4 separate regions of the Homo sapiens genome follow, and all the other regions are linked to region 1. A link is a loop called in an ENCODE intact Hi-C map of the cell type or tissue named here. Cell type or tissue: gastrocnemius medialis. All regions are shown on one strand.

The links. Hi-C counts contacts between places; a loop is a spot of excess contacts. Peaks named below come from ENCODE experiments on the same cell type or tissue, not always from the same donor. Only the 100,000 strongest peaks of a DNase experiment are listed, where the experiment ranks them.
Region 2: a loop joins it to region 1, with 13 times the contacts of the local background. A loop is called at or near these places in 84 of 110 quality-filtered maps.
Region 3: a loop joins it to region 1, with 10 times the contacts of the local background. A loop is called at or near these places in 84 of 110 quality-filtered maps.
Region 4: it touches region 1 in a loop (13-fold over the local background); 43 of 110 quality-filtered maps call a loop at or near these places.

What each region holds. Positions count from the first base shown.
Region 1 is chr3:133,039,088-133,044,087 of GRCh38, reverse strand. All of the region lies in intron 1 of TMEM108 (transmembrane protein 108), which reads right to left. Among named protein-coding and RNA genes, the nearest start is that of TMEM108, 3.2 kb to the right of the region's middle. RefSeq lists an enhancer at 2,529-2,823. In gastrocnemius medialis, a CTCF peak has its summit at 2,679 (motif pointing left); a DNase peak (open chromatin) is centred at 2,647; H3K4me3 peaks cover 506 bases; H3K27ac peaks cover 1,134 bases.
Region 2 is chr3:133,382,055-133,387,054 of GRCh38, reverse strand. All of the region lies in intron 4 of TMEM108 (transmembrane protein 108), which reads right to left. Among named protein-coding and RNA genes, the nearest start is that of BFSP2, 16 kb to the left of the region's middle. In gastrocnemius medialis, a CTCF peak has its summit at 2,405; a DNase peak (open chromatin) is centred at 2,432.
Region 3 is chr3:133,375,095-133,380,094 of GRCh38, reverse strand. TMEM108 (transmembrane protein 108) reads right to left here. Exons shown (of 6, transcript NM_023943.4): 4 at 1-343. All of the region lies in intron 1 of LOC101927432 (a long non-coding RNA gene), which reads left to right. Among named protein-coding and RNA genes, the nearest start is that of BFSP2, 22 kb to the left of the region's middle. In gastrocnemius medialis, a CTCF peak has its summit at 2,478; a DNase peak (open chromatin) is centred at 494.
Region 4 is chr3:133,421,373-133,426,372 of GRCh38, reverse strand. The region is part of intron 1 of BFSP2 (beaded filament structural protein 2); the gene reads right to left. Among named protein-coding and RNA genes, the nearest start is that of BFSP2, 24 kb to the right of the region's middle. RefSeq lists an enhancer at 2,472-2,521. In gastrocnemius medialis, CTCF peaks have their summits at 2,421 and 2,621 (motif pointing right); a DNase peak (open chromatin) is centred at 2,622.

The DNA.
Region 1 (5,000 bases):
TAGCCAAAAAGATGCCAGCAGGTGAATTCACCAACATGGGTCACCATGGCACCAAAAGTAGGCAAGGTGTCACAGGACACAAAGCAAGAGATTTTCAAGCAAATGTTCTTCAAAATTCAAAAATTTTGCATGTTTTAAACAAGGATTTTTATTTCCAATACATACAAACTCCCAGTCACTCTTATTTGGAAACAATTAGGAAAAGTGAGAATTTGGGATTACAAATAGAAAAGGAAAATAATTAGCCAAGGAGGAGCAGCAATTTCTGTGGTAAACCCTGGGTACAAATAAAGGAACCTAAGGATTTTTTTTTAATTCCTAGCATGTAAATTATTTTGCCTCTCTGGGATCATGGTGAGTCCTAGGAGCCTAGAGTTGAACATGAGGTGTACTACCTCAGAAGTCAAAAACTCCAAGTCATGAATTAGAAGGGAACTGAACATCTGGAAATCAAGTCAGATTGGGGGAGAAGGGAGCCTCTTAGTATGCATGTCATCGCCAATAAAGCAACATGAATTTGAAAGTGTTTTGGTAAAATTAGGAAAGAGTACTTATTGAGGAAGGAATGATAAATGGAAATCAATACTCGCATATACATTATTAATTTAAGATGGGTAAAATGCTATTAGCATCATTTAGTGAGCAATTTTTTAAAAGGTAAAAATGTTCCTACAAACTTCAATAAGTTTACCCCATATCTTACCCCTAACACTCTTCCACCCTAATGTCTTTTAGCTCCTCAGACAAGAACTCAGAATTCTTACCCTATTTTGTGTGTGTGTGCCACAGACCTCTTTTGTAGTCTCTTGAAGCCTAAGGACCTCCTTCTCAGAATTATGTGTGAAATGTATAAGATCAAATACATAAGATTACAAATGAAGTGAATTATATGAAAGATTCTCCTATCCAGAGAGATGTTGGGGAGTCCATGGACCCAACTTAAGAACATCTGATTGAGGAATGATTCTTCTAGGATGATGAAAGTTTTTTCTTACAGGAAACAGCATATGCAGAAAAGTTTTTAAAGCCTAAAGATGCGCAGTGAAAAATCCTGCTCACAATCAATCAGTGAAGAAAAGAATGAGCTGCAAAGAGAAGCCTGACCTTGAACTTCTGCCAAAACTCAAAGCTATTCATGCTGTTGCTTTAAAGCCCTACATTAAGGAATTACTCAGAAAATTTTCTTGGCCCCAGCCCTGTAGACACAGCATATTCTGTGGCCTGATGGCAGATGAAATAAAGCAGCATTGGAGAAGGGAAAACTATATTGAGTCCTGAGCTTGCATCCTAGTCCTCTAACTAGTTCTCTGCCACTAACTAGCTCTGTTACCTTGGTCAAGAAACTCAACTCTGAACTGAGCTGTCTATAAATTGAGAAGGTTAAGTTAAATCATCTTCAAGAGTTTCTTCCTACTCTGAACTGTTAGGATCCTAAGGTAATGCACAACCACTTTTCTGGGAGGAAACATTAGCAAGACTTCTTTTTGCCCTAAGCTCACAGTATGAAAATATTTTATAAATAATTTTTAGTCTTCAGAAATAACTTATGAGAATCACCTAACCATATAACTTTAGACTTGGAAGAGATTTTAAGAGACATCCACCATCTCATCAATCTCAGGTGATAAAAGTAAGGTTCAGAAAGGTGAATAGATTTATTTTTAGTCACATAATAAGATGGCATTAATGGACTGTTGGCCTACCACTACCTAGCACAAGCAGGATTTTAGTATTTAGCATTGGTAGTAAAGACAAGCTCATCAGTTCACTTGAGAGACAGAAAGAAACCTCAAATAACCTAAGCCATAGGATGGGAACTACACAAAGCAGCAGGTGACTGGGGTAATTGCACCTAGAGGTAGCATCCTATACCTCAGGCAGAGTCAAAGCCGGGGCCCTCATTATACACTATAACCTTCCCATCTCAAAGAACAGTAAATAACAGCTAGAGAACAAAGAATAGTTATTTCAAAATAGGTGGATGGATGAATTAACCCTGACTAATAACATCATTAAAACCAAAGCACAAGTTTGGGGCTGCTAATATAATATTGAAAGGTCCACATTAACTAAGAAGATCTAAAAACACATTAGGAATTTTCAAGTTTTAGAAGAAACGAATTAAGAATTGTTTTGACCTATCTTCTGTGGACAGCCCTGAAATATAGTGACTACTTTATCAGCATTATTTTTACTAATACTCTCACTGCTGTCTTCAGAGCATGTACTTACCAGCTACTGTTCAGGTTTAAAAGTCACATGTATATTTCCATAGTCCCATCCATGTGTGTAGACTAGCTTCACATGCAAATAATTAGAAACGATTAAGTTGTTGGAAAGTTGGATCAAATCATGATTATTATGTTTAATTAACCAATACATATGCCGGGTGCGTTTAAAGCCTATGCTATGATGCTTGTCAGTTTACTCTCTGCCTTCTCCCTTCAGAAACGCACATGTACAGTCAATGTAATCACAGCCATTCCTCAATCCCCATGACACACGTTATTCCTACCTTATGTAAACAGTTATGGCTTTCAGAACTATTTTCTTTGAGATTTCGTTTGAGGGCTGACATAGCCTTTCAAAATCTTCTGACTAGAGGCTACACACTGCTGGTTTGCCAGCTCCATAGTTCAGCTCCTCCAGGAATTCCCAGGGGCAGCAGTGCCATCTACTGGTAAGGAGGGTACAACTTGTTTTCTGGGAGCCCTGGGGGGTGACATGAGCCAAGTGAAGGAACGGCAGCCTAGATTTAGGTCTCTGTGAGCCCTTCTTTTCTCAAGCACATTACAAGCATAACTGATGCTTACAACCTGAGACGTGTAACTACCACAGGAGCTTTCATCTTGTGAATGGCAGGTCCTCTGGAAGCCACATAAAGCCAGCCAGGCTAGCCAATGAGGCAGCTCTGCCTTGAAATGCCTCCTCAAGGATCCAAAAGCAGCCAGCAGAGCCCCACTGAATTAAACATTTCCTGGCTCTCCTCTTTCCCCAATGCTTCCCTATCAGATGATCTCACCCAGTGCCCCCACCTGTGGCTCTGTTATCCAGCTGTATCTTACAGCATGTGTCCTAAGGAAGGTACTCAGATCCCTCTCAATATGAAGGCTCTTATACTTACACAATGTGACACAGATCCTCCTCAGAGGACACTACTGCTTAGGCATGCAGGTCGGACTCTAATCTCTCTCATTCACTCTCTATGTTCCCCGTCCCTGACCCAGGGGACAGAAACGACAGAAAGGAAATGATTTTGTTGCTGCTTTGAAAGCAACACTAGTGGGCTTTTATTGAATCAGAGAATAAAACCTTGTCCTATAGGTCACTGAAGTACGTTGCTAGATGGACTAAGCTTGTTAATCTTTTTGTTGTCCCTTGCATAACCTAATCAGTGTTTCCCAACCTTTTCAAAATCCCTGCCTCCCTTCCGCAGGCCAAACAAACAATGCATACCCTTTGCGGTTTATGGAACAAAGATTAATTTCTCTCCTCTGAAAATAAAAGTGTATACTATGCCACCTACCTCACCCTCAGCATTCTTTTCTCCCCTCTACTCCATGCCACTTAAAAAAAAAAATTTTCTGGCCGGCATGGTGGCTCATGCCTGTAATCCCAGCACTTTGGGAGGCTGAGGCAGGTGGATCACGAGGTCAGGAGTTCAAGACCAGCCTGGCCAATCTGGTGAAACCCCGTCTTTACTAAAAAATACAAAAATTAGCCGGGCATGGTGCCTCACACCTGTAATCCCAGCTACTCGGGAGGCTGAGGCAGGAGAATCGTTTGAATCCAGGAGACGGAGGTTACAGTGAGCCGAGATCGCACCACTGCACTCCAGCCTGGGTGACAGACGGAGACTCCGTCTCAAAAAAAAAAAAAAACAAACAAACAAACAAAAAAAACTGTGATAAAGTTTTTAAATTATTCCCACTAATTTGGTTTGTGTGAAGTCTATCAGGTGACAACCTATATTTCACTTTACTAGGGTCATTTGTGATATTCTAAATGAGCTTTGCAGCAACTTGTTCTTTTACTTTCATTCATCTCAGAAAACCGACAAAATTTGATTTCCGGTGGCTGATAAACCTGAATTTGATACCCCTAACAAATTTAGGTGTTCCCTCTTAAAAAAATATATTTATCTTGCCTAGTAAACTGAATTCTTGGCAAGTGTAGGCATTTCACAGGCATGGGGTGTGTTTTAGAGGTTTGAAATCAGGTCATTTCCTAAAGAAACATGTTGTTGTACAGGGAATGTAAGAGCTATAAAGGGCTTTGAAGGTATCAGGATGTCTCCAAGGGACAAGGTAGAGAGACCCTTATCCATCTCATACCAGAAAGAGTTCTGAATAAATTACGTGGAAAGTCCAGAACACAGTAATATCTTCATAATGAGTTAGTTGAACCATTTCTTACAGAGTAGATTACCAGGTGTATCCAACAAATCAAGAAGTTAACCCGTGGAAAATTGAAGGGACTTTTTATGTTTGCCTATGAGCTGTCTGGGGAAATGGAGGAGAGGCAGGGAATACTTTCCATAGCTTGACCTGCTCTTAAGTTCCTGGACATACCTTCCCCTTTTTAAAGTATGATTTAAAGGCAACAATCCATCTCCCCCGGACTCCCATACAAACCTCTTTTGGCAGCCAAATGGTCTTCATCGAGCACACACTTTTCAAAGAATTAAGGACGTGTGAGTAGGTTTAGTTTAGACCCTGCCTTCCCTCTCCCCACAACCCAGTAACATGCTGAAAATAAGTAATAACCTTCCTGGGTACCCCCAGAAAAACCTGTTTGCAGAAACTACAACCTTTCCTCCGAAAAAAACCCCTATCTTCTTAAGGAAGAATCTCAGTGTGGTGGTCTGCAGTTCACTGCAGGCATTTCCCTCCTCACCATTTACCAGTCATCAGTTACGCTGCATCTGAAATTGGTTTTTGTAGACTTTCATTTAGACCGGCTCCACCGGTGCCCAACTGCTTAAAAAAAAAAATAGCCCC
Region 2 (5,000 bases), 340 kb before region 1:
GTGGTCTCACCTTTCATCCAAGAAAGAAAAGTACAAGTCAGACTTACAGGGTCTCTACTATATTCCCAGCACTGACCCAGGCACTTTGAAGCTTATTTAGCCCACATGATAACTGCCTGAGGAAGGCACTATTGCTCTTCCCATTTTCAGAACAGGTAACTGAAGGTCATAGAAGCTAATAGTATTGATCTTGATCACCCAACTAATTACTGCAACTTGAGTCCAGGTCTTGATGATCTTCAAGTTGATATCCACTATCCTGTATTGTCCTGAACACCGGAGGGTATAGAGATGACATATGCAGAAGCGTTTTGTAAACTGCGCAGCTCTATGCAAACACAAGATGTTAACTGTTCCCTTTCCCATTTAGTTGAAAAGCTTCAACTGCTCTGTTTCTCCTGAGGCAGTAGCCATCAAGACTCTGGAGGAGGTCATGGAGTCCCAATTTCCTTGAGTTTTAAAACAGAGTTGGGAATTAAGCTCTCTTGGGTTCCCAGGAATGTCACTGGGGAGTCATCCATGGCTTGTCAGATGTGTGACAGGAAGAAGAGGGGTCACTCCATTTTCAGATGGAGCCCTGAGTACTGTATTCACATTTGTGGAAGGGCATGCTTTCAGGTGATAGGATCTGCTGTGTGATGAGAAATGGAAATGAAACCCTGCAGGTCCCCTGAGGATTCAACCTTTCAAACAACTATTGAATTGCTCTTTCCCGGGCCTGTTTGAGCAGGCATTGCAAATCTTAAAAACAATAAGATGAATAATCATCACTGTTTGATCACTGCCATTTATTGAGTACCTTCTCCATGGCAGATGCTAAGATAAGACCTAACATGCATCATCTCTGATTTTACAAGTCTTCGAGGTTGCAGCCATGAAAATGCCCTGGTCAGCCATGATTGACCATGACAGGGGTACTAGTGCAGGCCTGTTCCTGCTGGACATGGAACCCCTCTAATGGCTTAAGGACTCCCACTGGCTGGCAGAAACTTTCTTAGAACAACACTGTAGTCTAAGACTCTTCCTACTGAATTCTCTTTCCTTCTCCCTCTCCTTTCATGGGGGTCAGGCCTGCACTGCAGTCTGGGGCTTCCTCTGCCTACTTCAGTTCCTTCCTGAACATTTTACAGGTGTTTCCCCCAATAATTCTCTTATATGCCTAATCCCATCTTGGTGCCTGCATCTCGAAGGAACTAACACAGTGGACAGGAGTCCCATTTTGCAGACAGACACTGGATCAATGATGAAGTTACTTGTGTAAGTCCTACAGCCAACAAATGTTAAGAGCTGGGGTTGTGTGCAGGTATGTTTGATTCCACAAGCCAAGTCTTAGAAGCATACTAGGCTTCCTCTCTAATGATCTATGCAGGCTTAACTGTGAGGACAGGGAGTGATGACACATTTCAGTTTGGCCCCTTTGTTTTGTCGATGAGAAACCTGAGACCAGTGAGGGAAAGGATTCGCCCATGGGTGCCAGTGGGAGGGGTGCACCTGGGCTGTGCACAGCCATTTCCCTCCTTTGGAGGCTGAGGGAGGAGGTCACAGGGAGGCCTCAGGGTATGGAGGGAGGTCAGGCTGGGGGGCTTAGTGTCTGACCCACCAGCCTGGCAGGCGGGAATGTGCCTGTAGAAGCCCACGGCCCTCTTGGGGAGAAGCCATGAAGTGAGGACTGAGTGCTGCCTGGAGGTGCTGGCTGGGATGCACAGGGAAGAGCTGTCAGGGTATGGGTCTAACACTGGAACAGCTGGGGGACATTCCCTGGATATCCCTGCATTGCCTTGAGGCTCTCCCATCCCTGTTTGATCCGTAAGCTCCAAGGAGACATGTTTCCCAGCCATAATGCCTTCTGATCCCAATCTCTTCTACTCTTTTCATTGGCAAGAGTCATTCTCACCCGGGTTTTCTTATATAATAATTATAAACTCATTCAGGGCCTGTGAGTGAAAAGGCACACATATACATTCAGGTCTAATATTCACTGAGCAACCATCAGCACAATGGTATGTGACCTCTTTGAATGCTGCACTAATGCTCCACTGTCTAGAAGGAGGCCAGACTGCTCTGGGGACCAGGTGCAGAGGGTGCCCTCAAGTGTCTAGTGTCAGAGAGAGAGGGGCTACTCCACTTTGGCCAGGGTGAACTTGAGTTGGTGATGACAAACATCTGCAGCTAGTCTATTTTTCTAATCTCACCCTCCAAACAGCCCCATCTTCTTGCAGGGAGGATGGGTGAAGGCATTTTCAAAAATGGACATCACATGTGACAAACAGGCAAAGGACCCTGACAGAGCCACAAAACTGACACGCTCATGAAAACTCAGACCGCTGACAATGGTGAGCGCCGACCAATTCAGCGCCAGGCGTGGAGGCTTCTGGCAAGAGTGGTGGGCTCTGTGCGTCCTGATGGTGGCAGCAGAGACCAGCTTGGGAGCCACCTGGCTCCTCTGCCCTAGCCCATTATGGCCTGAATCCAATCAATTTCAGTTCTCAGCACTTCTGAAAACGTGCGTGGCTTAGAGTGTCTGGCAGGGCTCAGGAGAGAAAAGCATTTCTCAGCCCCGGGACACATATATGCCTCCAGGCACTGGTTGTGGCTTGCAATCTGGGAGGGCAGGTGAACGGACACCCTCCCTCCTTGCACAGGCCTGGGATCTGCCTTACTCAACTCCCACTTCTACCAGGAGCAGAGGATCACCGCTGCCCAGCACCCCGCCCATCTGAATTCTGACTCTGGTGGCTTCAGAGAAGCAAGGTAGGGGCCAGTGCTGGTATGAAATGCCAGATGAGAGGAAACTGATGCATGCACTTTACTCCTGACTCAGAGTGCCTGAAATATCTGGCAAACTGGCAAAGGATGAAACCCTTCTTTGAGGTCTGTAGAGTAGCTTTAAGATAAATGAAGCCACTGAGAAGGTCCAAAACAAGGGGCCCTTAGACGTGGAAGAGGTCTGCTTTCCTGATAACTAGAGTGGTGCTGGGCTATGAAAACAGTCCAAATAGATGAGGATAGTTCCTGAGAGCACAGGGTTCTGAAGCTGGACAAATATTCTTCCACCTTAATGGCCCTCTCACTGGAGCCTTCACAGGGTTAACGATGGTCCCGCAGGAGTTGGGGCCATGACTGAGGACATGGAGCTGATGTGGAGGCAGTCAGGGCCAAGGCAAGAGCCTCCTTGTGTATAGTGGAAACGCAAGACAGACATCAAAGGGAGTGGGGTGTGCGGTTCCCAAGGGGCTACCAGAGTCCACTTTTATTAAAAGTTTGTGTCTTTCTTTAGAAAGTAATATGTTCCATCTCCAGCACCTGAAGGCTCCTTTCAGGGTGCCAGAAGAATCCTCAAGGGACAGTCCCAGGCTGTGTCCTTCCTCCTGTCTTGGCTGACATTTTTATGCATGGTTTAGGCAGCCCATGGGCTTTCCAGCTTTGCAATAAGATCTGATCTAATTTCAAGCTTATACATAACAGAAGGGCTGGGGGAGAAGTAGGAGTTCTTTTAGAATTGCAAAATCCAGGTGGGTGTAGCCTGTGGGGTGCAGGCTATCCAGCTCAAAGAGGGAGGCCCATATCTCAGATTCCCTAATGCTCGGCACAGTGTCTGGCACACAATGGGCACACAGGAAATCCTGCACTGAATCAAACAGATTTTGTATTACCAGATCTAGGCTGACTCACTGTGTGGTCAGGACCTTGGGTCAATCACTTCACCTGGTGACTCACTCCCTACCTGTAAGGTGTGGAGGACAGCTGGAGTCACTGTGGCACCTGTGTGTTTAGCAGTGTGTTTGCTTGTTCCTGCTTTTATGTCTCTGGCTGGTCTAAGATGGAATGATAAAAAAATAACGGAATGCACTTTGTAAACGAGAGCATCCTAGACACATGTAAAGATTGGAAAATTAGAAAGCTGTCTCTACTGTAGTTACTTCTCAGATATGACCAACCATTATTAAGAATTCATTGGCTAATAGGGCTACATTTTCTCATGATCATTCTTCTGTTTTAGAAGTGGGCAACTGCAGTTTTAAGAATAAATGTGTAAATGTGTGTTTTCATGAGAGACAATAAAGCTGTTTTCATTAAGAATGAAATATGCAACTTGCAAACACTTTTACTTTTCTTGAATTGGGTCCTTCAGCAGAAGCAGTTTGCCCAGCCCTGACATGGAAAGTTTACTTTGCTCATCAACCTGAAGGAGACCGAAAGCTATGAGAGGCGGCTCCTGAAAAGAATCTAGACTCCGGATATAAAAAGATCTTGCAACACAAGGCCAAGTGGAAATCATGGTTCGCATTAAAGGCATAAACCTCCTGCACTAACAACCCAGAGCAGGAGGAAAAGCTGGGAGACCTGGCTCAGCAGCCTTCCCTGAGGGAAGCCTTCGGGGCTTTGTTCCTCTTGAGATCAGGGCAAGCCTATGTATGACCTGAAGCCAATACAACCAGCAGAGCTGATGCCAGTGCTGGCTGCCTGAGTGCTACTAAAGAAAGAGTCCACCATCGGCTCCCTCTTCCGTAGCCAGACACAGGTGGAATGCTGTGCTTCCTTTTGGGAGACAAAGCAGAAGCTACCCCAGAGGGGGCAGATGGGAGACAGGCCCAGGCAATGCAGCCCTACAAAGAAGACTTGAAGGGCCGGGGCTGAGCAGCTTGGATGAAGAGAAGGCTGCCTTTCAGAGCTGTTTCAAATGTTTCAGACGTTGCTAGACAAACTAGAGTTGTATGGCTTCAGATGGCACAGCTTAGGGCCATAGAGTGGGAATCACAAGAAGGCAAACTTTAGGCCCCCAGGAGAGCTGGACAACAACCTGGAGGGTCAGAGGAGAATGGGCTGTCCAAGGAGCGGGGATATGAGGGTGGGGCAGTGTGGCCATCCCTGGAAGGGGTAAGGGAGTGGCAGATGGTAACCATTTGGGGTGGGGTGTGGCTGAGGATTCCTGCAAGGCTATCAGAGAAACTCTAAGAATCATAAGAATCAAAGCTCAAGTACATGAGGGAAGACATAAT
Region 3 (5,000 bases), 340 kb before region 1:
TTGGAGGATGTGGTTGCCATGGCTGCTGGAGCGGGCCCTGTGGACAGGGAGCTTTCAGAATGGGGGGCGGTTACTGTCGCAGCGATGGTGGAGATGGTGTGCGTAGGAGGGTGCCCCTCTGCACGGGGTGTCGGTGTTGCCATGGGAGCTGCAGCCTGTGAGGGGGGTCCATCGGGATTGGGGGTCAGCATCACCACAGAAGTATGTCTGGTAGAGCTGTGGGGTGCTGTCACCATGGTTCCCGGGGGAGTGCCTGAAGGGAGGACCTGAAGAGATTCCCTGGGAGATGGTTCCTGGATGGCAAATGCCAGCGCTTCGGTCAGTGCCAAGATCAGCAGGAAACCTTGAAAAGGAGACAGAGAGAAGAGGTAAAATACTTGGGGAGCAGCATACAGCCTGGGCCTTTCTTACCTGTGGCCTAGGACAGTGCTGGGAACTCAGGAAACGTCAGGAGCATTCCTGAGCCCACACTAGTGCTCCTACACTGAACCAGAACTGTCTGTGGAGCTGGGGCAGGTCTATTAGGTAGGTGCTGCCTGGTACCTGCTGGAAAGAGAGACCAGCACCAGGGGAAGCAGAGCAGCTACCCTGGCCAGGCTCCTCCTTTCCCACATGCCTCAGAAACGCCATCAGCCCTCCCCACAAGGGCAACTTTTCAGAACAGGCTGGGGCTGGAGGTGTAGAAGGCTTGTGGCCTCCACATCTGCCTCTTCCTCTGCAGCCAGGAGTGGTCAAGGACAGCTTGCCTGTGGGGAAGCCTGTGTGAACTCTGTGTGAGCCACCCCAAGCCAAATGAGGAAGGCCTGGGTGGCAGTATGTACCAACTCTTATGCCCTTTTCTGAATCTTCCATTTATAAACTACACAAAGGTACAAGCAAACAGACCTCTGTCCCTTCAGGACCATTCGCCAAACAATTATGGAGGTTCAACCCTCTCCCTGACCCTGGAGGACACAAAAACGAACAGGGCAGTCTCTGGCCCTGGATAAGCTCGCACATATCCACAAACAATCCTAAAATAAGACAAAGATGTCTCAGTGCCATAGAAGAGTGACAGGCAGAAGAGGACCGGGGTCTAGAGAAGAGCAACCAGACCTGGAGCCCATAAAAGCACTTAGCACAGCCTGGAACAGAAGGTGCCTTCTACAAATGCCGGCTGGTGTCATGGTTGTTATTAACTGCTTTTCCTATGGCATTCATGTGGCTGAACTCTGAAAAATTGTCATTGGTGATATCCAGCCTTTTTGAGTAGAAGGAGCCCTTTTGAACATTAAAAAAAAAAAAAAAAAAAGGATTTTGTATGATAGCCAATGTGCATACTTGCAGTTCAAGAAAATGCACAAGGACAAAAACGTATATGTTTAAAAACATTTCTAGTTATGTGTGGATTTTATCAATCACAATAGCATGTGCCTATTTTTAAAAATGGTACCTCATGCAAGCATGACATGTAGGAGCCGTTGACAACACATGGGTTGGGAAGAGCCTGTCTCTACGGCTGAGGAAGGGCCAACAGTCCTCTGAGGCCTGATTCTGACCTGTTAGCACCTCCTTGTTCATGGATCCCCTTCTTTGTCATCCTCAGGCAGTTCCTTCAGCCCCTGCTAGGCTCCTCTGACTATGGAGAGAGATCTCTGTCTGCGTCTAATTACTCTCTCAGAGCGTCTTTCCTCCATCAGATTCCAGCAGGACAAACGGCCAAAGCAGGGGCCCCAGCTGTGATTCCCAGGTGTCTGATGGAGAAGGCAGGGCCCTGGCGAGAAGCAGAGATGGGGAGGAGATCTCCAGGCATGCCTTTGACACAAGGCCCAGGATCACCGTTTGGTGTGTGGTGGAGCCTGGGCATGGGCCTGTGTCCTCACCCTGCACTTCTAAATTGGTGGGGAGTGGGAGGCTGCGGGGGACTTTAGATTGCACTGAGGCTGTAGCACCCACCAACTCTAGGACCAAAAATTTGCCCTAAACAATCTATTTTTTTCTAAACTTTCATTCATGATCTAGACTAGCGGTCCCCAACCTTTTTGGCACCAGGGACAAATTGTCTTCCACTTGGTTTTGTGGAAGACAGTTTTTCCATGGACTGGAGTTGGTCGGGGGGGGTATGGTTTTGGGATGAAACTCTTCCACCTCAGATCAGCAGGCATTCAATTCTCATCAGGAGCACGCAACCAGATCCATCCCTTGCATGTGCAGTTCACAATAGGGTTTGTGCTCCTATGAGAATCTAATGGTGCCGCTGACCTGACAGGAGGCAGAGCTCTGGCAGTAACGCTCTGGCGGTGATGCTCCGGTGGTGATGCTGGCTCACCGGCCTCCCACCTCTTGTGGTGCAGCCTGGTTCCTAACAGGCCACAGACTGGTACTGGTCTGTGACCCAGTGGTTGGGGACCCCTGATCTAGACCACACACCGACAGCACATTCTGTGTATTCGAGTCAATCCTAAAACCTGTTTACTGAACACTTGCCCTGGCCCAGGCTTTCATGCTTTAATCCATATGACCACTTGGTGGAGCATGAAATTGAGGTTTGGGGAGATTAGGCAACATGTGGAAAGTCACACAGTAGCAGAAGTATGTGAAACAAGGGTTGTCTTTAAAGTGCATGCTTATCCTGGTCAACCACTATCAATGATGCAGAAGGAGGAAGAAGAGGACAGTATGTTGCATCCCAGAAGAATTAATGTGCTGTTATGCTCTGACCTGCTCAGGGTTATTCTGGTGCCCCTATCCTGCCCACAGCTTAACACCAGAGAGACAATCTATTCCTAGGGCTAGTGGTGGTGACCTCCATGTTTTGATGGACATTCCCTTTCAAGTGTCTGTTTAGCTCACAAGTGTTAAGTGTTGTTAAGGACTGACTTATGCACCCCCAAAATCCCTATGTTGAATCCCTAATTCCCAGTACCTTAGAATGTGACTATATTTGGAGATAGGGCTTTCAAAGAGGTAATTAAAGTAAAATGAGGCCAAAAGAGTGGGCCCTAATTCGATCTGACTGGTGTCCTTCTTAAGAAGAGGAGATTAGGACACACAGACATCTGGAGCACGTGTGCACAGAGGGATGATCATGTGAGGACACGGCAGCTAGAGGACGCCATCTGCAAGCCAAGGAGAGAGGACTCGGGGGACTCCAACCCTATTGGCGCCTTGAATTTAGACTTCCATCCTCCTCAAATGTGAGGAAGTACATTTCTGTCTGTGGTATTGTGTTATGGAAGCCCTAGCAAACTAATACACATGCCTTATGTTAAGAGATCCTCTGAAAAAGGAGAGACAGAGACAGGGCTTTTGTGCAGGAAGTTTATACTGGAAAATGATCTGTGGGGTCAGCCGTGGGGGTCTGAGATTAGTGAAACAGGGAAAACCAATCTGAGGGCAGGTTATGAGCTGGTCCAGGTGGGCACCTCAAACTCACAGGGGACGTCAGTGGAGCTGAGTAGGCTGCACCTCAAATTGTCTGCCTGAAAAGAACACTCACCCAGAGGCTCCCATATTCACTGATCAAGGGCTGCTCCTGGGATGCTCATCACTGCACTTCCTGACTGACGCCAGGTCTCCATTAGCTGGATCAGAGAAGTTCTGGGCCATAGGGCTGTCAGGTTCTGCCTGCACCCAGCTGGTGTTTGCTGCAACAGCTGGAGTTAAAATTAAGGGCCCGGGGAATCTCTGGGGCCAGGCACCAGATGTGTCAGATACAATAAAAGACCGGAGACCAAGGACACAGCAGTCTTTTGGAAGCAACATTGGCTGACCCCAGGGACAGGCCCTCAGGTGGGAGAGGAGCCACCATGGCCTCTAGGAGAACTTTTGCGGCACTCCAGAGGCAGAGAGAGGGGTTAATACAGACTGATCTTTAAAACACTCAGGGAAAAAAATTCCCCTGACTTTCCCATCACTGGCATTCCAGGAACTAACATCCTCCTAGCTGGGAAGCCTTTGACTGGAATCCTTGGTGCTGTAAGATACACAGCCTAAGTAAATATGTTTGTCTTTGTTGCTGCTGCCTATTTCCCCCACTCAGCTATCAGCATCCCCTGAAGTTATTGTTCTCTCTAGAACTGTAGAGTTACCTCTTAGCCCTTTCTTCTTTGGACTTTAGAGTACATCATCTTTGGCACAATGAACGGATACTGCCACCGTGGGTGCCAAGGGATTTTTACCTGGAGGATGATGTTTACATGTTACAGTGAGAGGGGATCTGGCATTTCACCTAATCCAATCCCCTCATTTCACAGAGTGGGCAACAGAAGGAGGGAAGTGACTTGTCCAAGAACACATTGCTGGTTGGGGACACAGCCTGGACCACAGCCATTATTTCAAAGCAACTTTTCATTTGTATAATAAAAATCCCTACAATGTTGTGCTAGCCAAATACCACCTCCAACCTCTACTGTCACCTTCAATATGGAAATCAGACAAGCATTTACCTCTCTTCTTTGGCACAAAAGGTTAACAACTGAATGCTATGCACACTGTCACAATAAACATCTGAGGCCTTCAACCCAGGGCTTCCCTAACACATGCAAATTTTCATTCAAGGCCCTTTGTGCTGGACTACACACTCCCCCTCCCCACAATCTGAGGCTACTGCCTCTTTGCATATTATTTGCATGGATTTGCATAATGGACTCTAGAGGCTTTAATTCCAAATATGTAGTAGAGACTAAAGCTAAAACCTAGCTTCACATGCTTGAAATGTGGAACCGATTTTTAAAACGTGTCTGAATATGGACAATTGTTGTGGGGTGGAATCTACATATTGATGGGTGTCCAGACATCACAAGAAGGTCTCCTCCTACTGAAAATTCCAATGCATACATGAGCTCAGGACCCAAGGGAAGGAAAGGTCCTCCTCCTTCTGTTTATTTGGTTGGCTGCCTGCAGTCCATATTGGGCATGACATTTGCATCTGGCAAAGGCAACAAGGGAATTGATGAAAAGAGAAATGGCTAATATGTACTATACACTGCTCAAAGGGCTAAGCCTGTACTGACATATTT
Region 4 (5,000 bases), 380 kb before region 1:
AAAGTCACTGCACTCCTCTTACAATGCCTGACAGGTGCTTCCATCTTTGGGAGGTGTGGAGCCCTTGACAGGCACGTCAGCAGGGGGCATTTGGGAGGGCAGCCTGCGAGGGTGAGGGGATGCCAGTGGGCCATACTGCAGAGGCAGAAACTTGGGGGAGGGGTCACAGGCGGTCAACTGAAGAAGGGGCTTGTGCCTGCAGATGCTCCAAGAGGGGAGTCTAAGAGGAATCCAGAAAAGTGTCCCCAAGAGAAAGAATCTGACTTTAATGTTAGCCGGACCCAGATGCTGTGACACTAACTTAAAACAATATCTGACAAGGAAGAGCTTTTTCCCTTCCCTTCCCTTCCCTTCCCTTCCCTTCCTTTCCCTGCCCTGCCCTGCCCTGCCTTCCCCTCCCCCATCCCCTCCCCCTCCCCCTCCCCTCCCTTCCCTTGCCTTCCCTAGCCTTCCCTTGCCCTCCTTTCTCTTATTTCCCTTGCCTTCCCTTCCCTTCTTTATTTCCCTTCCCTTCCCTTCCTTTCCCTTCTTTATTTCCCTTCCCTTCTTTATTTCCCTTCCCTTCCCTTCTTCCCTTCCCTTCCCTTCCCTTTCCCTTTCCCTTTCCCATCCCTTTGTCCTGCTTAGATTTCAACTGGGCTAGAAACAGCCACAGGGAAGTGGGAGTGAGGAGAATAGCAGGAAAGAGAGACGGAACTGACTTCAGCATCCTTGCTAGGTGCTTGGCCCTACCTGGGCAGGGGAGAAAGTGAGGGTTGATATGTTGAATAATATATCAACTGGACATTCTATTTCCTGAGTTGATACTGTTTTGTGGCTTAAAACGAGTGTGATGTTTTTAGTTTCCTGCAAGTGATCAGAAAAATCATGGGACCCTCCATGTTTTCGCCCAGGGGCTGGGAAGAATGTCTACCACCCACTGAGCAAGTTGAAAGGGATCTTGGGAGAGGGCCCTATCAAACCAAAGCTGCATTTGTAACTGTACTTCGTGAGTCCTTCCTGTTTGACCTACGGTTGACATCCATCACGTGCCCAGCACAGTGCTTGGCATGTAACAGGGATGGACCAGTGTGTGGATTTGTTTACACTTCATCCCTTCTAGACCTCCAGGTCCCAGAGTCCAAGAATTTTGGCTCTAATATTTGAACTCCCATAGTGCTTGGTGCATAGTAAGCCCTCATTAAAAATCTCATGAATGACCATAATAAAACCGAAACCTGTGCCAGCCTTATAGTAGCTACCATGACAATGTCATACTGAGAGACTGCTGGTGAGGAAGAAGGCAGGGCCAATGCATGCCACCGTCACCCAGGATTCTGTATTTACACGTGACAGTAGTTACACCCACAGGCTAAGGAGTTGTAGCCTTATCTGTGACACTAACAAAGCCTTTTCCCACTGATTTCATTCTCCTTTAAATTTCAAAGGGATCAGAACCAGGCCAGGCATGGTGGCTCACGCCTGTAATCCAGCACTTTGGGAGGCTGAGCCTAGCGGATCACCTGAGGTTAGGAGTTTGAGACCAGCCTGGCCAACATGGCGAAACACTGTCTCTACTAAAATACAAAAATTAGCGGGGAGTGGTGTTGTGCACCTGTAATCCCTGCTACTTGAGAGGCTGAGGCATGAGAATTGCTTGAATCCAGGAGGCAGAGGTTGAACTGAGCCGAGATTGTGCCAAGGCACTCCAGCCTGGGTGACAGAGTGAGACTCTGTCTCAAAAACAATAACAACAACAATCAAAACAAAAACAAAAAACAAACAAACCCACAAAAGGATCAGGACCATGATGGCAGGTGGAATGATAACTCTCCTTTTCCAGATAAAGCAGCTGGAGGTGGGAGAGATTAGGGACCTGGGCAAAAGTATTTGGTGGGCTGAGACTGGAACTCAGGACCTTTGACTCTAAACTCAAGGTCTGACCTAAGCTCCACAGCAACCCAGAATGCACCTGAAAAAGGAAAGAAACGAGGTTTCTTCTGTCACGAATAGAAGTAGAAGAGAAGGCCGGGCATAGTGGCTCACGCCTGTAATCCCAGCACTTCGGGAGGCCGAGGCGGGTGGATCACGAGGTCAGGAGTTCGAGACCAGACTGACCAAGAAGGCGAAACTCCATCTCTACTAAAAATACAAAAAAAAAAAAAAAAAAAAAAAAAAAAATTAGCTGGACGCGGTGGTAGGCGCCTGTAATCCCAGCTACTTCTGAGGCAGGAGAATCGCTTGAACCCGGGCGGCGGAGGTTGCAGTGAGCCGAGATTGAGCCACTGCACTCCAGCCTGGGTGACAGAGTGAGACTCCATTCCCCGCCGCCCCCGCCCCCGCAAAAAAAAAAAGCAGAAGAGAATAGAAACAGACTAGCTGGTCGATATATGCAAAGTCTCAGGGGAAAATGAAATTTTATGGTTGATTTATAATCCTCAGGAAATTGGGAGTTGTCCTGGAAATTCTGACGTGAAGCGGACGACTGCAGGGCAGTATGAATTGCGTGACTGGCTTCCCAGGATCAAGGTGGCTTTGGCAGTCAGGAGGTGATTATAGGAGTCCAGGGCTTGACACAAAGAACATTTTGCCGCTGAGTGACTAGGTATGTAAGACAGTTCCTAGAGCAGCCAGCAGGTGGCGCCACCTGCCAAGAGAACCAGGTCAGAGGCGGTAGCCCGGGACACCCCTATCTCAAAGGGGCTCTGGCAAATCTGATTTGGCCTGCAGGCCACTCTGAGATCGCTGCCACAAAGTGGAATGCTCCTGAGTCAGCGGGACCATCCCTGTGTAACGTTGTGCAAATGCTCATTCCTACCCCCGCCCCCGCCGCCTCCCCCACCACCCCACCGCCCGCCCCCAAAGTACGGAAAAGTTGGCTGGGCAGGTGATGTCAGAGGGCTGTGTAGTCCATGCGGTTATTATTGTTTTAAGTACTATAAATGATGACGCAGATTACTACCACAGTTTGCCGAATGCTTACCATGGGCAAGCACTATGCTAAGTGTTCTAAGTGAATTATTTAATTCCCACAACAACCCGGTGGAGTGAATAGTACAGGACGTTGGAATTCAGAGAGGTTAAGCGATTTGCCTTGGGTCACAAAGCCAGTCAATGGCAAAACCAGAGTTTGAACTCAGTTCTTTTGCACTTTACGGCTTGCACCATTAGCCACTGTGATATTCTGTTGCAGTCTCCCTCTTTCCCTCCCTCCCTTTCTTCCTTCCTCTTCCATCCTTCCTACTTTCCTTATTGCCTTCCTGACTTCCTTCTCTTCTTTCTTTGTGCCTGGCATTGTGCTAGGTTTTAGGTTCAGAAATAATCAGACTATACCTCTGCTCTTAGGATTTTCAGTGTAACAAAGAAGCTCAAAATCACAGCAGTGGGTATCTGGAACCATGACAGGGTGTGTCCAAGAAGGAGCAAGAAGGCTCACGTATTCAGTACCAGGTATAGGCAGGCACAATCCTGGGGCTGTCCAAGTTAGAAATTCCAGCTGTTCATTGGTTTAATCTGGGCTTTTGTGAACTTGGGTGAGGCGTTGGCTTTGCTGTCTCTCGGCAACCCCCCTGTCCGGACAGTTTCTCCCTACCCTGCTATTTGGCAACACCTGGGCTATATTCTGGCAGGTGCTGGGCTGGGGGTAATATAACTGCTGCTTCATTAATGTTGGGGCATAGGCTACCACCTGAGCCTCAGGAATGAAGGAGGTGCCCAAAATGTACTGAACATTCCCATTTCCAGCCAGCCAACCAAAGAATGGGGACAATGAGCTCATCGGAGGCTGCCTCTCTTCTATAGGCTTCATCCACTGCTCAGAGATGATGGGGAGCAGTGACAGCCTCCTCTATGGCTGCGGGCTTGGGAGATCAGAACATTCCACCCTCTGATTTTACAGATGAGGAGCCTCAGAGGGAGAGGGCTTCATCTCAGGGTACACAGAAGTGAAGAGAGAGGTAGGAGTCAGTGGCACCAGGTTTCTGCATGTCCAGGGAAACGATCCATCTCATCTACCTACCAGAATTCTAAAAGGGAATCTTGCCTATTCCCTGTGTGTGTGCAGGGAGATGTCAGTGAGATCCAATGCCTTTATCTAACAGTTAAGAAAACTGAGGCTGAGAGAGGTGGAGTAACTTGTCCAAGGTCACACAGCAGCTTAGTGGCATTTACTGTGTTTCTACTATATGAACAGCATTCTCTTGGACTCTCTGTACAGCTTTCCTTTCTGGACCCCAATAGCCCAAGTAGTTTGATAGGATGTGGTGGATTTTTTTTTTTTTTTTTTTTTGAGATGGAGTCTCGCTTTGTTGCCAGGCTGGAGTGCAGTGGCGCTATCTTGGCTCACTGCAACCTCTGCCTCCCGGTTTCAAGCAATTTTCCTGCCTCAGCCTCCCGAGTAGCTGGGACTATAGGTGCGCACCACCACACCCAGCTAATTTTTGTATTTTTAGTAGAGGCGGGTTTTCACCACGTAGGCCAGGATGGTCTTGATCTCTTGACCTTGTGATCCACCCGCCTTGGCCTCCCAAAGTGCTGGGATTACGGGCGTGAGCCACCACGCCCAGCCAGGATGTGGAATTTAATTTCAAGTACAAAAGGAAGAGAGGATGAAATGGGTTAGGTGCAGAAATACTGATATTTCTGCAACATTTTTAAATGACAGTTGACAAAACAGGACAAAATGTTGGGAATCAGGACTATAATGTGAAAAGAACAATAGCCAGTGTTATGGATTCAATTGTGTACCATCCAAAAGATAAGTTGCAGTCCTGACCCCCAGTACCTGTGAAGGTGACCTTTTTTTTGGAAATAAGATCTTTACAGATGTCATCAAGTTGAGGTCATTAGGGTAGGCTCTCATCTAATGTAACTGGCATCCTTATGAAAAGAGGAAAATTTGGACACAGACATATGGAAGAATGAAGGTAGAGATGGGGGTGATGCATCTACGGGCCAAGGAAGGCCAAGGATTGCCCGCCATCACCAGAGCTGGGAGAGCAGCCTGGGACCGATTCTCTCCC